Regions from separate parts of the Homo sapiens genome. Here region 2 is linked to region 1. Evidence: read pairs that join two places in POLR2A ChIA-PET (ENCODE). Cell type or tissue: HepG2. All regions are shown on one strand. Links, peaks and the distances in the headings refer to the core of each region. The heading gives the core; the rest is flanking DNA. Region 1 has its middle 5.5 kb from the start of GJB1. Region 2 overlaps LOC124905198 (a long non-coding RNA gene).

Region 1 (5,375 bases), core at 342-5,341:
TGGTCTTTCTTCCATAGTTCACTGTCAACTTTAACACATCTGTTTGTGCAAAGGTCTGCCCTGATCTGGATCTCCTGAAGACCTCTACAGTCCATCCATGATCATGAGTACAGAATTGCCTGTTAGTCTAGTAGGGGCTTAACTTTTATGTCAGAAGGGCTTCTACACGTGATACTGGAGTCCAGACTCCTGTGCAAACCTGCATGCATTTCTATGAGACTTTTCACTGACCAGCCCCGACCTGCTTTGCCAGTCTCACCTCCTACTGCAACCACCCCACTCCCCATCCCATGCATTTTCTGCTCTAGTCACAGTGAACACATTCTACTCTCTCACGACTCTGAATCTTTGCACATGCATATGTCTTCCTCCCCGCTGCCCTGAATCCCACAGGCTACTAAGCACCTACTATGTGTTAAGCTTATGCAAGTGATTACCACACAATAGTTTCTTTCTTTTCCTCCCTCCCTTCCCCCCTTCCCCCTTCCCCCTCTTCCTTCCCCTTCCCCTTCCCCTTCTCCTTCCTTCCTTCCTTCCTTCCTTCCTTCCTTCCTTCCTTCCTTCCTTCCTCTCTTTCTTTCTTTCTTTCTTTCTGATGGAGTCTTGCTCTGTCAGCCAGGCTGGAGCACAATAGCATGATCTCAGTTCACTGCAACCTCCCCCTCCTGGGTTCAAGCAATTCTCCTGCTTCAGCCTCCCAAGTAGCTGGGATGACAGGCGAGTGCCACCAGGCCCAGCTGATTTTTCTATTTTTAATAGAGACAGGGTTTCGCCATGTTGGCCAGGCTGGTCTCCAATTCCTGGCCTCAAGAGATCCACCTGCCTAGGCCTCCCAAAGTGCTGGGATTACAGACGTGAGCCACCGCACCTGGCCTCTTTCTTTTTTTAAGACAGATTTTATGAGCTAATCTTTCTTTCCTTCCTCCCTCCCTCCCTCCCTCCCTCCTTCCTTCCTTCCTTCCTTTTTTTCAGAGTCTCACTCTGTCACCCAGGCTGGAGTACAGTGGCACGATCTCGGCTTACTGCAGCCTCTGCCTCCCAGGTTCAACTGATTCTCCTGCCTCAGCCTCCTGAGTAGGTGGGACTACAGGCGCCCACCACCACGCCTGCCTGATTTTTGTATTTTTAATAGAGACAGGGTTTTGCCATATTGACCAGGCTGGTCTTGAACTCCTGGCCTCAACAGATCCGCCTGCTTCAGCCTCCCAAAGTGCTGGGATTACAGGCGTGAGCCACTGTGCCTGGCCTGTGTGCTTTTCTTTTTTGTGTGTGTGTGGTGGTGGTGGTGGTGGTGGTATTTTTTAGAGATGGGGTCTCACTGTGTAGTCCAGGCTGGTCTCCAAGCAATCCTCCCACCTCATCTTCTTGAGCAGCTAGGATTACAAGTGTGAGTCACCGCACCTGGCACCATATAATGTGATAAGCGCTCTTATCACATACACCACAGTCATATTGTGGGAATTCAGAGTGGAGGTCTGAATTGGAGAGTCTCTCCAAGGGACTTGATCAGCGGGGAAAGAAGAGTTGATGGCTTCACAGAGGAAACGACGTTTGAGATGAGTTTTGAATGATTAGGAGCTTTCCAGTCAAAGGAGGGAAAGGAAACCTCAAATTACCTTTGGCTCTTCCACACCCCACAACTCAGACATGAAGTCCTGTTGTAGGTTCTACATCCAAAATGTCTCTCACACCTGTCTCCTCTTCATATTCCTCTGCCACTGTCCTAGTCCTACAGGCGCCACTTGGGCTATTGCAACAGCTCCATAACTGGTCTTTTTTTTTAGAGACAGGGTCTCACTATGTTGACCAGACTGGTCTCAAAGTCTTGGGTTCAAGGAATCCTTCCACCTCAGCCTCCCAAGTAGGTGGGACCACAGGTGTGCCACTGCACCTGGCAGTACCTGGTCAATCTGTCTCAGTCTTCAATCCCCAATCCAGTCTCCATGCAGCTGCTGGCTGACCTTCCAAACACACAAGTTTGAAGGTATCACCCCCGTCATACCTTTTTTTTTTTTTTGAGACAGAGTCGCTCTGTCACCCAGGCTGGAGTGCAGTGGCATGATCTCGGCTCATTGCAACCTCTGCCTCCCAGGTTCAAGCGATTCTTATGCCTCAGCCTCCCAAGTAGCTGAGATTACAGGCGTGCGCCACCACACGGGGCTAATTTTTGTATTTTTGGTAGAGACGGGGTTTCACCATGTTGGCCAGGCTGGTCTCAAACTCCTGACCTCAAGTGATCCACCTGCCTCGGCCTCCCAAAGTGCTGGGATTACAGGCGTGAGCCACCGTGCCTGGCTTTTTTTTTTTTTTTTTTTTTTTTTTGTGATGGAGTCTCACTCACTCTGTCACTCAGGCTGGAGTGCAGTGGCGCGATCTCGGCTCACTGCAACCTCCACCTCCCGGATTCAAGCAATTCTCCCACCTCAGCCTCCTGAGTAGCTGGGACTATGGGCATGTGCCACCACGCCTGGCTAATTTTTGTATTTTTAGTAGAGACAGTGTTTCACCATGTTGGCCAGGATGGTCTCGAACTCCTGGCTTCAAGTGATCTGCCTGCTTTGGCTTCCCAAATTGCTGGGATTACAGGCAACAGCCACTGTGCCCAGCCAATTCCTGTCATATCTGTAGGGTATTTTTTGTCTGTTTTATTTGCCCCTTGCTGGAATGTCCCAATCCATTTTCCATTTGACCCTGTACATTCTCCCTGGCCTACTCCAGGAATCAACAGGAGCTTAGCTTGGTACGATTGTGTAGCCCCTTCTGCACCATAGGCCAGGTCTGGCATTTAAGTACTTTGGAATCAGTAAATGGAGCAAGCATTCCCCTCTAGCCCCCACTGTGTGCACCCAGGCTATCTGATTGAACATCTGAACCAGTTTGTGGTTGCCATGCCAATTCTCTATGGATACCACAGCTTGCTTTCAAACCCCAACTCAGCTGGCTGGAGGCCTTGATTACTCTCCTAGTTCATCTGCCTCTGTTCCTTTGCCCCCCAGCTCCTGGCATCTCTGTGCATAGACACCTCTAAAAGATCATAGACATTCCTAAAAGGACCAGTTCCATGAGATACAGCATGCAAGAGCTTCCTGTTACTATGCCTTTTCTGCCCCCTGATCAGACCCCTTGAATATTGACCCTTAAATGAATCATGCTCAGGTTTGCAACCTCTCTTGGACTTTGCTGTTTGGACTGGTGTCCACTCCCTGGGGGAGCCAACACTATTATTGCCAAATTGTTTTAACTAGCTTCAGCCTACCTGAACCAGCCTCACTCCTTTCTGGCTCATTGAGAATTCTAGCATGTCGTAAGGCCATGGTCTCAGTGCTTATGATACTATCTTACCTTACTTTACCGTTAGTTCATAACCAGCTTTTGAACACATCTTGTCTGATTCTCAAAAAAGTTCTGTGAAAGAGGTAGAGAGGTTATTATTAACTCTCTATTGGAGATGAGGAAACAGACCTGGAGAGGGTAAATATCACGTGTCCAAGGGGACAGAGCTCATCAGTGGAGAACGAGGTCTCCTAATTCCAGTGTCCTCTTCATAACCCAGGTCACTCAGCACATTGAATTTCTACTGCGTGGCAGAGAGCATGCCTCATTTGCCTCTGTGTCTCTCTCTTATACTCTTGTGACAGAGCCTGATTTGAAAAGTCAGTCTTGGAGTCAGTCTAACTCTGCCTCCTACCTCCCTGAGACATTGTGTCCACCAGCTCCCCTCAAGGTTCCTTGGGCCTGTTCCTACCTGGTTCATGGGACCCAAGAATCCTGTGTCCCCCACTTGGGCTGTAACACCCAGCCTGATAGCTTTATTGTCCCACCACTGCCCCCTGGAGAGGAAAGCCTTGATATAGAGTTGGAGCCTCTTTCCAAGGGGGATTGGTAGAATCTTTGAAGAGAAACTACATTTCTGATGTGATGGTGGGGGTTAGCATTTCTCAATGTGGAGAGGGCATGAGGTTCCCTGCTTCCGACCAGGACCAGGATGGAATTTTAAAAAGAAAATCTTTCTCCTGATGGCATGTTGTATGGAGAGGGGATGTGTTTGTTGTATTGTTGTGGGTGAAAAGGATGGATTTCGATAAGAAAAGGAATCTCTCTCACCGTGAGGGGGTGGGGACCTCTCCTCTGATGGAACATAATGTCAGTTTCTAAGGGGAAAGGAAATTTCTTGTAGGAAAGGAATGTTCCTCTTTTAAGGGAGAGGAAGCTCTCTCTCAGGGATTACTAAGTGTGGTGGAAAGGAATACTTACTCTCTCCTTTCTTTCTTTCAATTTTTTAAAAATAGAGATGGGAGGCCGGGCGCGGTTGCTCACACCTGTAATCCCAGCTCTTTGGGAGGCCGAGGCGGGCAGATCACGAGGTCAGGAGATTGAGACCATCCTGGCTAACACAGTGAAACCCCGTCTCTACTAAAAATACAAAAAAAAATTAGCCGGGCGTGGTGGCGGGCGCCTATTGTCCCAGCTACTCGGGAGGCTGAGGCAGGAGAACAGCGTGAACCCGGGAGGTGGAGCTTGCAGTGAGCCGAGATCGCGCCACTGTACTCCAGCCTGGGTGACAGAGCGAGACTCCGTCTCAAAAAAAAAAAAAATAGAGATAGGATCTTGCTATGCTGTCCAGGCTAGTCTTGAACTCCTGGCCTCATGCAATCCTCTTGCTTCGGCCTCTAAAGGTCTCATTTCCTTCCCTCCCTCCCTCCCTCTCTCCCTCCCTCCCTTCCTTCCTTCCTTCCTTTTCTTTCTTTGTTTCTTTCTTGACAAGGTCTCACTCTCTGGCCCGGGCTGGAGTGCAGTGGCGTGATCACAGCTGACTGCAGCCTCAACCTCCTCCTGGGCTCGAGTTATCCTCCCACCTCAGCATCCGAAATAGCTTGGGACTACAGGCACATGCCACCACACCTGACTAATTGTTTTATTTTATTTTTTTTGTAGAGATGGGGTCTCTCTATGTTGCTCAGACTGGTCTCAAACTCATGGGCTCAAGTGATTCTCTCCCCTTGGCCTTCCAAAGTGCTGGGACTACAGGCATGAGCCACCACATCCAGTCTTCCTTTTTTTTTTTTCTAAAGGAGAAATCTCAAATAAAGAAAACTTCCATGCTTTCTCTCCAAAGAGGAAAAACTGTCTCAAGGGAGAACAATTCACATGAGATTGTGTCTGATTTTCTCTCCCTTTCTGATATCCAGCACTTCCTACATGGAGTCCACATACTCTGAGAGGGAGTGGCAAATAATTTCTCCTGTTCGGAGGTAAGGAAGCTGAGGAGGCAAACTTGCCATGGGGGAAACTTTTACTCTGAGAGGCTATTTGTGGGGGCAGTGACTCTAAGGAAACCCCTGTGAGGCTGGGGGAAGATAATGCACTGTTACTTG
Region 2 (5,375 bases), core at 291-5,290, 120 kb before region 1:
GAAATATTGTCACCAAACATATTAATAGGTGTTGCATGGGACCAACAAAAAAATTCAGTGGTGAAATAAGTTTGAGAAATGTTACATACATCATATTAAGTTATAAAATCTTGCCATTAAAGAACCTGTTCAGTTTTATTTATTTATTTGTTTATTTTTGAGATAGAGCCTCTCTTTGTCACCCAGGCTGGAGTACAGTGGTACAAACCCAGCTCACAGCAGCCTCAACCTCCCGGGATCAAGTGATCCTCCCACCTCAGCCCCTCCAGTAGCTGGGACTACAGGCGCACACCACCACACCTGGCTAATATTCACATATTTTGTAGAGACAGTTTCGCCATGTTGCCCAGGTTGGTCTAAAACTCCTGAGCTCAAGCCATCCACACGCTTTGGCATCTCGAAGTGCTGGGATTATAGGCATGAGCAACCGCGCTCAGCACTATTTTAAATTGCTGGTTCTTGAGCTTATTTGATGACAGAACCGTTTTTTCCTTTTTTTTTTTTTTTAATCCCCAGTAGGAAGAACAGAGTTCTGTTCTTCTCACAGAACTCTTATAAGGAACATCTATTACCAACTCACAGAACTTTAAAAAATGCTCCTAAACCATTTTTGTGAACATGTCTCATCTCAAGAATGGGAGAAACATGTCAACACTGGGAACACCCAGGAATTACACATAATATGGTTTTATTTATTTATTTATTTATTTATTTATTTTTTTGACACAGAGTGTCACTCTGTTGCCCAGGCTGGAGTGCAGTGGCGCTATCTCAGCTCACTGCAAGCTCCGCCTCCCAGGCTCACGCCATTCTCCTGCCTCAGCCTCTGGAGTAGCTGGGACTACAGGCACCCGCCACCACGCCCAGCTAATTTTTTTTGTATTTTCAGTAGAGACGGGGTTTCACCGTATTAGGATGGTCTCGATCTCCTGACCTCGTGATCTGCCTGCCTTGGCCTCCCAAAGTGCTGGGATTACCTGCGTGAGCCACTGCACCTGGCCCATAATATGGTTTTCAAAAATTAGTCGGCCAGGCACGGTAGCTCACACCTGTAATCCCAGTACTTTGGGAGGCCAAGATGGGAGGATCACTTGAGCTCAGGAGTTCAAGACCAGCCTGGGCAACATGGTGAAACACCATCTCTACAAAAATACAAAAATTAACCAGACATGGTGACACGCACTCATGGTCCCAGCTACTTGGGGGGCTGAGGCAAGAGGATCCCTTGAGCCTGGGAGGTCAAGATGGCAGTGAGCCATGTTCATGCCACTGCCACTGCAGTCCAGCCTCCATGGATGACAAAGCGAGACTCTGTCTCAATAACCGAAAAAAAAAATTCATATATGAGAAAGTTTAAAGCAATGAGATTTAAAAACTGGATAACCGGCCGGGCATGGTGGCTCACACCTATAATCCCAGCACTTTGGGAGGCAGAGGCAGGCGGATCACCTGAGGTCAGGAATTTGAGACCAGCCTGGCCAACATGGTGAGACTCCGTCTCTACTAAAAATACAAAAATTAGCCAGGTGTGGTAGTGCGTGCCTATGGTCCCAGATACTCAGGAGGCTGAGGCAGGAGGCAGGAGAATTGCTTGAAACTTAGGAGGCGGAGGTTGCAGTCAGCCAAGATCGTGCCACTGCACTCCAGCCTGGGTGACAGAGTGAGATTCTCTCTCAAAAAAATAGTAAAAATAAGCTGGGCACGGTGGCTTACACCTGTAATCCCAGCACTTTGGGAGGCTGAGGTGGGTGGATCACCTGAGGTCAGGAGTTCAAGACCAGCCTGGCCAACATGGTGAAACCCTGTCTCTACTAAAAATACAAAAGAATTAGCCGGGCATGGTGGCGGGCGCCTGTAATCCCAGCTACTCAGGAGACTGAGGCAGGAAAATCGCTTGAACCTGGGAGGTGGAGGTTGCAGTGAGCCGAGATGGCGTCATTGCACTCCAGCCTGGGTGACAAGAAAGAAACTCCATCTCAAAAAAATAATAATAACAATAATAATAATAATAAATAAAACCGGATAAACTTGTCCTTCCATGAGGCACTTGCTCAGTGGTAAATATAGCAAGGAAAGCTCCAATTAGATTTAAAAGCAGACAAGCAAAAGTCTACAATGAACAGTCCTAAGCTGCTCTGCTTAGTCATTGCCTGGCCAGGAGAGAAAAGAACAGCACTGAGTGGCACCTCCTCTTACCACTTTGACAAGGGAGACACACACACACACACACACACACACACACACACACACACACACACACACACACACACACCTTCCTCCAAAAGGTCAGACCAAACTTCAAAGCAGCCATGTACAAACAAGTCTGTCTTTGTTCCTCCAAGAGCTGAATATCCTGCAGTCTAGGGTTTCTGCAATAGCCCATGCTGGCACTCTTTAACTGCTGACAAAGGAATATCACCCTTATACTTCTTAGTTGCAGTCCCCAAGTAGCACCTAGAAGCTATAAGAGGATGTACTTCTTGGTGTTCTTTGTAGCAGGGTAAAGCACAGCCCGGACAGCTTCTAAAAATACCTCATGCACCCCATCCTGCATCAGGGCCGAATATTCCAGATACTTCACAGCCCCCAACTGCTTAGCCAGGGAAGTGCCTTGCTGGGGAGTCGTGGGTACTAGGCTCTGCTCCTTCAGCTTCTTCACTGTCTCAAGGTTACTCCACAGGTCCCTCTTGGTGCCTACCAGCAGAACAGGCACATTGGGGCAATGATGGGAGACCTCTGGGTGCCACTTATGCCTCACATTGGCATAAGAGGATGGGTTCCCAGTGGAAAAACAAATAACAAAGATACTGGTCTGGGGTTAGGAGAGTGTTCGCAGTCATCATACTCCTCTTGGCCAGCAGTGTCCCACGTGTTCAGGCTAATGATTTGCCCATCCACGGATGTCTGGACGCTATAGTTGTCAAAGACAGTGGGGGGATATACTCCTCAGGAAAGACATTTGTTGTATAACTGATGAGGAGGCAGGTTTTACCTATAGCCTCATCTCCTACAACCACACATTTGATTGTCTGCATTCTTCCCTTGTAGTCCTATGTACAAGAGAGACAGAAAGAATATTCAGAGATGCTTGGTTAATGTAGGGAGCTATTCTAAACATTTCTCTCTGAGGAGAAGATGAGGAAGATAAGATGCCCCCCACACTCTCTATACCCTTAATGCCATACAAGAGTCAGCTACAAAGGGTTGTATAAGTCAAGAGTTCTTACCCTGGAGTCTGTGGACTACTAGAGGATGGGCTTCGGTAGGTCCTAGAAGCCTCTTCTGAAGTTGTGTACAATACTATGTATATGTGCATAAGTGAATTTTTCTGGAAAGAAGGTCCAGAGCTGTCACCAGTATCTCACAGAAGGCTTTTTAATCTTTGGGTGAGCTCAAAAAGATTAAAAACCATTCATCCACATAGGTATTTGTGTTACACCGTTATCATAAGGTCTGGATCTACTGTATCAAAGGTACTAAAATATTGTAGGTGCTCAATAAATGGTTAGTAATTTTTAAAAATTATCATAGAAGGTTTCCAGGGTTGAATCAAGAAACATGGCTGTCACTTTGGGTCTCTGGCTATAGAGCCAGCAGAGGAACCTCCATTCCTGAAAAACAGAGACATCACAATACTGGAGAGAAAGGCAGACAAGTCACACTCAGCTAGAGAAATGGTTAAGAGGGCTAGGCGCGGTGGCTCACGCCTGTATTCCCAGCACTTTAGGAGGCGGAGGCGGGCAGATCACCTGAGGTCAGGAGTTCGAGGCCGGCCTGGCCAACATGGCAAAACCCCATCTCTACTAAAAATACAAAAATTAGCCATACGCGGTGGCACATACCTGTAATTCCAGCTACTCAGGAGGCTGAGGCAGGAGAATTGCTTGAGCCCAGGAGGCAGAGGTTGCATTGAGCCAAGGTCACACCATTGCATTCCAGCCTGGGTGACAGAGCAAGACTCTTGTCTCAAAAAAAAAGAAAGAAAGAAAAAAGAAATGGTTAAGAGTCTGGGCTCTGAAGTCAGGAGGCAAAACCCAGTTCTCCCTCTAATCTTTGTGAACTTGGGAAAGTTTTGTCGTTTTTTTTTTTTTTTTTTTTTTTTTTTTGGCAGAGTCTTGCTCTGTCACCCGGGCTAGAGTGCAGGGGTGCATCTCAGCTTACTGCAGCCTCTGCCTCCTGGGTTCAAACGATTTTTGTGCCTCAGCCTCCCGAGTAGCTGGAATTATAGGCATGTGCCACCACGCCCAGCTAATTTTTGCATTTTTAGTAGAGACAGGGTTTCACCATGTTGACCAGGCTGGTCTTGAACTCCTAGCCTCAAGTGATCCACCCGCCTCTGCCTCTCAAAGTGCTGGGATCACAGGCATGAGCCACCGCACCCAGCCAGAGAAAATTTTTAACCTGAGGGTTAAATGAAAGAAGGCATGCGTAGTACTTATTAGTCTCTCTCACATAGCCAGTACTCATTAAGTGTTAGAAGCTACTATGTCTTCTTAATAATTCTACTATTCTACTACTGGAGAAGGCAAAAATTCTGTAATATGGTTACAATGCTAGATAAACCAGGAGTCTCATCCCCTTCAACCTTATGTGAGTAAAACTACAGGTCTTAATGCCACCATACTCATCCATTTCTTCATGAATCAGTATTTCACAGTAAATGATATGGCAGAGATGATCTCCAAGAAGCTTGTTTATTATGAGTTCCTATATTTATACCCCCATATTAATACCCCATCAATGCCTTGCCCTCAATTTAGGTCCCGAAGTACTCTACTTTCTGTAGGTTCTTAACTACTGCCCTAATTTCAGACCTAATTCTTATAGCAGTGACTTCTTTAAGTGTCAGAGCACAGAGGAAAGGGCATTAAATAATCATATATATTTGGTTACAGAAAAAAAATTGAGAATCAATTTATTTCTCACCTTGAGGATTTGGGGAAATAGAGACATCCCCCATTCTGTTGTCTCATTAGCTAAGGTCTACATTAGGCCCATATCATAGGCAAAAACAAACACAACACCTCATTTTGGTCAGAATAAAGAAAAGTGAGCCGGGTGTGTGGCTCATGCCTGTAATCCCAGCATTTTGGGAGGCTGAGGTGGGAGGATTCCTTGAGCTCAGAAGTTTGAGGCCAGCCTGGGCAATATAGTGAGACTTTGTCTCACTAAAAATAAAAAAAAATTAGCCAGGCGTGGTGGCACGTACCTGTAGTCCCAGCTACTTGGGATGCTGAGGTGGGAGGATTGCTTGAGCCTGGGAGATCGAGGCTGCAGTGAGCTATGATCACACCATTGGACTCCAGCCTGGATGACAGATGGAGACCCTGTCTCAAAAAGAAAAAGAAGAAACGTGGCTTTCAGAGTATGCTTTC

What was found. ChIA-PET counts read pairs that join two places held together with the same protein. Peaks named below come from ENCODE experiments on the same cell type or tissue, not always from the same donor. Only the 100,000 strongest peaks of a DNase experiment are listed, where the experiment ranks them.
Region 2: POLR2A ChIA-PET joins it to region 1 with 14 read pairs; 6 of 35 experiments call an interaction of 5 or more read pairs at or near these places.

Annotation. Positions count from the first base shown.
Region 1 is chrX:71,226,033-71,231,407 of GRCh38, reverse strand. No RefSeq gene overlaps it. Among named protein-coding and RNA genes, the nearest start is that of GJB1, 5.5 kb to the right of the region's middle. In HepG2, for the core only: a CTCF peak has its summit at 3,833 (motif pointing left); DNase peaks (open chromatin) are centred at 3,127 and 3,497.
Region 2 is chrX:71,350,078-71,355,452 of GRCh38, reverse strand. LOC124905198 (a long non-coding RNA gene) reads right to left here. Exons shown (of 3, transcript XR_007068263.1): 2 at 5,210-5,327. It also overlaps the pseudogene RHOG2P. Among named protein-coding and RNA genes, the nearest start is that of TAF1, 14 kb to the left of the region's middle. In HepG2, for the core only: no CTCF peak of the experiment used is centred there; a DNase peak (open chromatin) is centred at 2,272.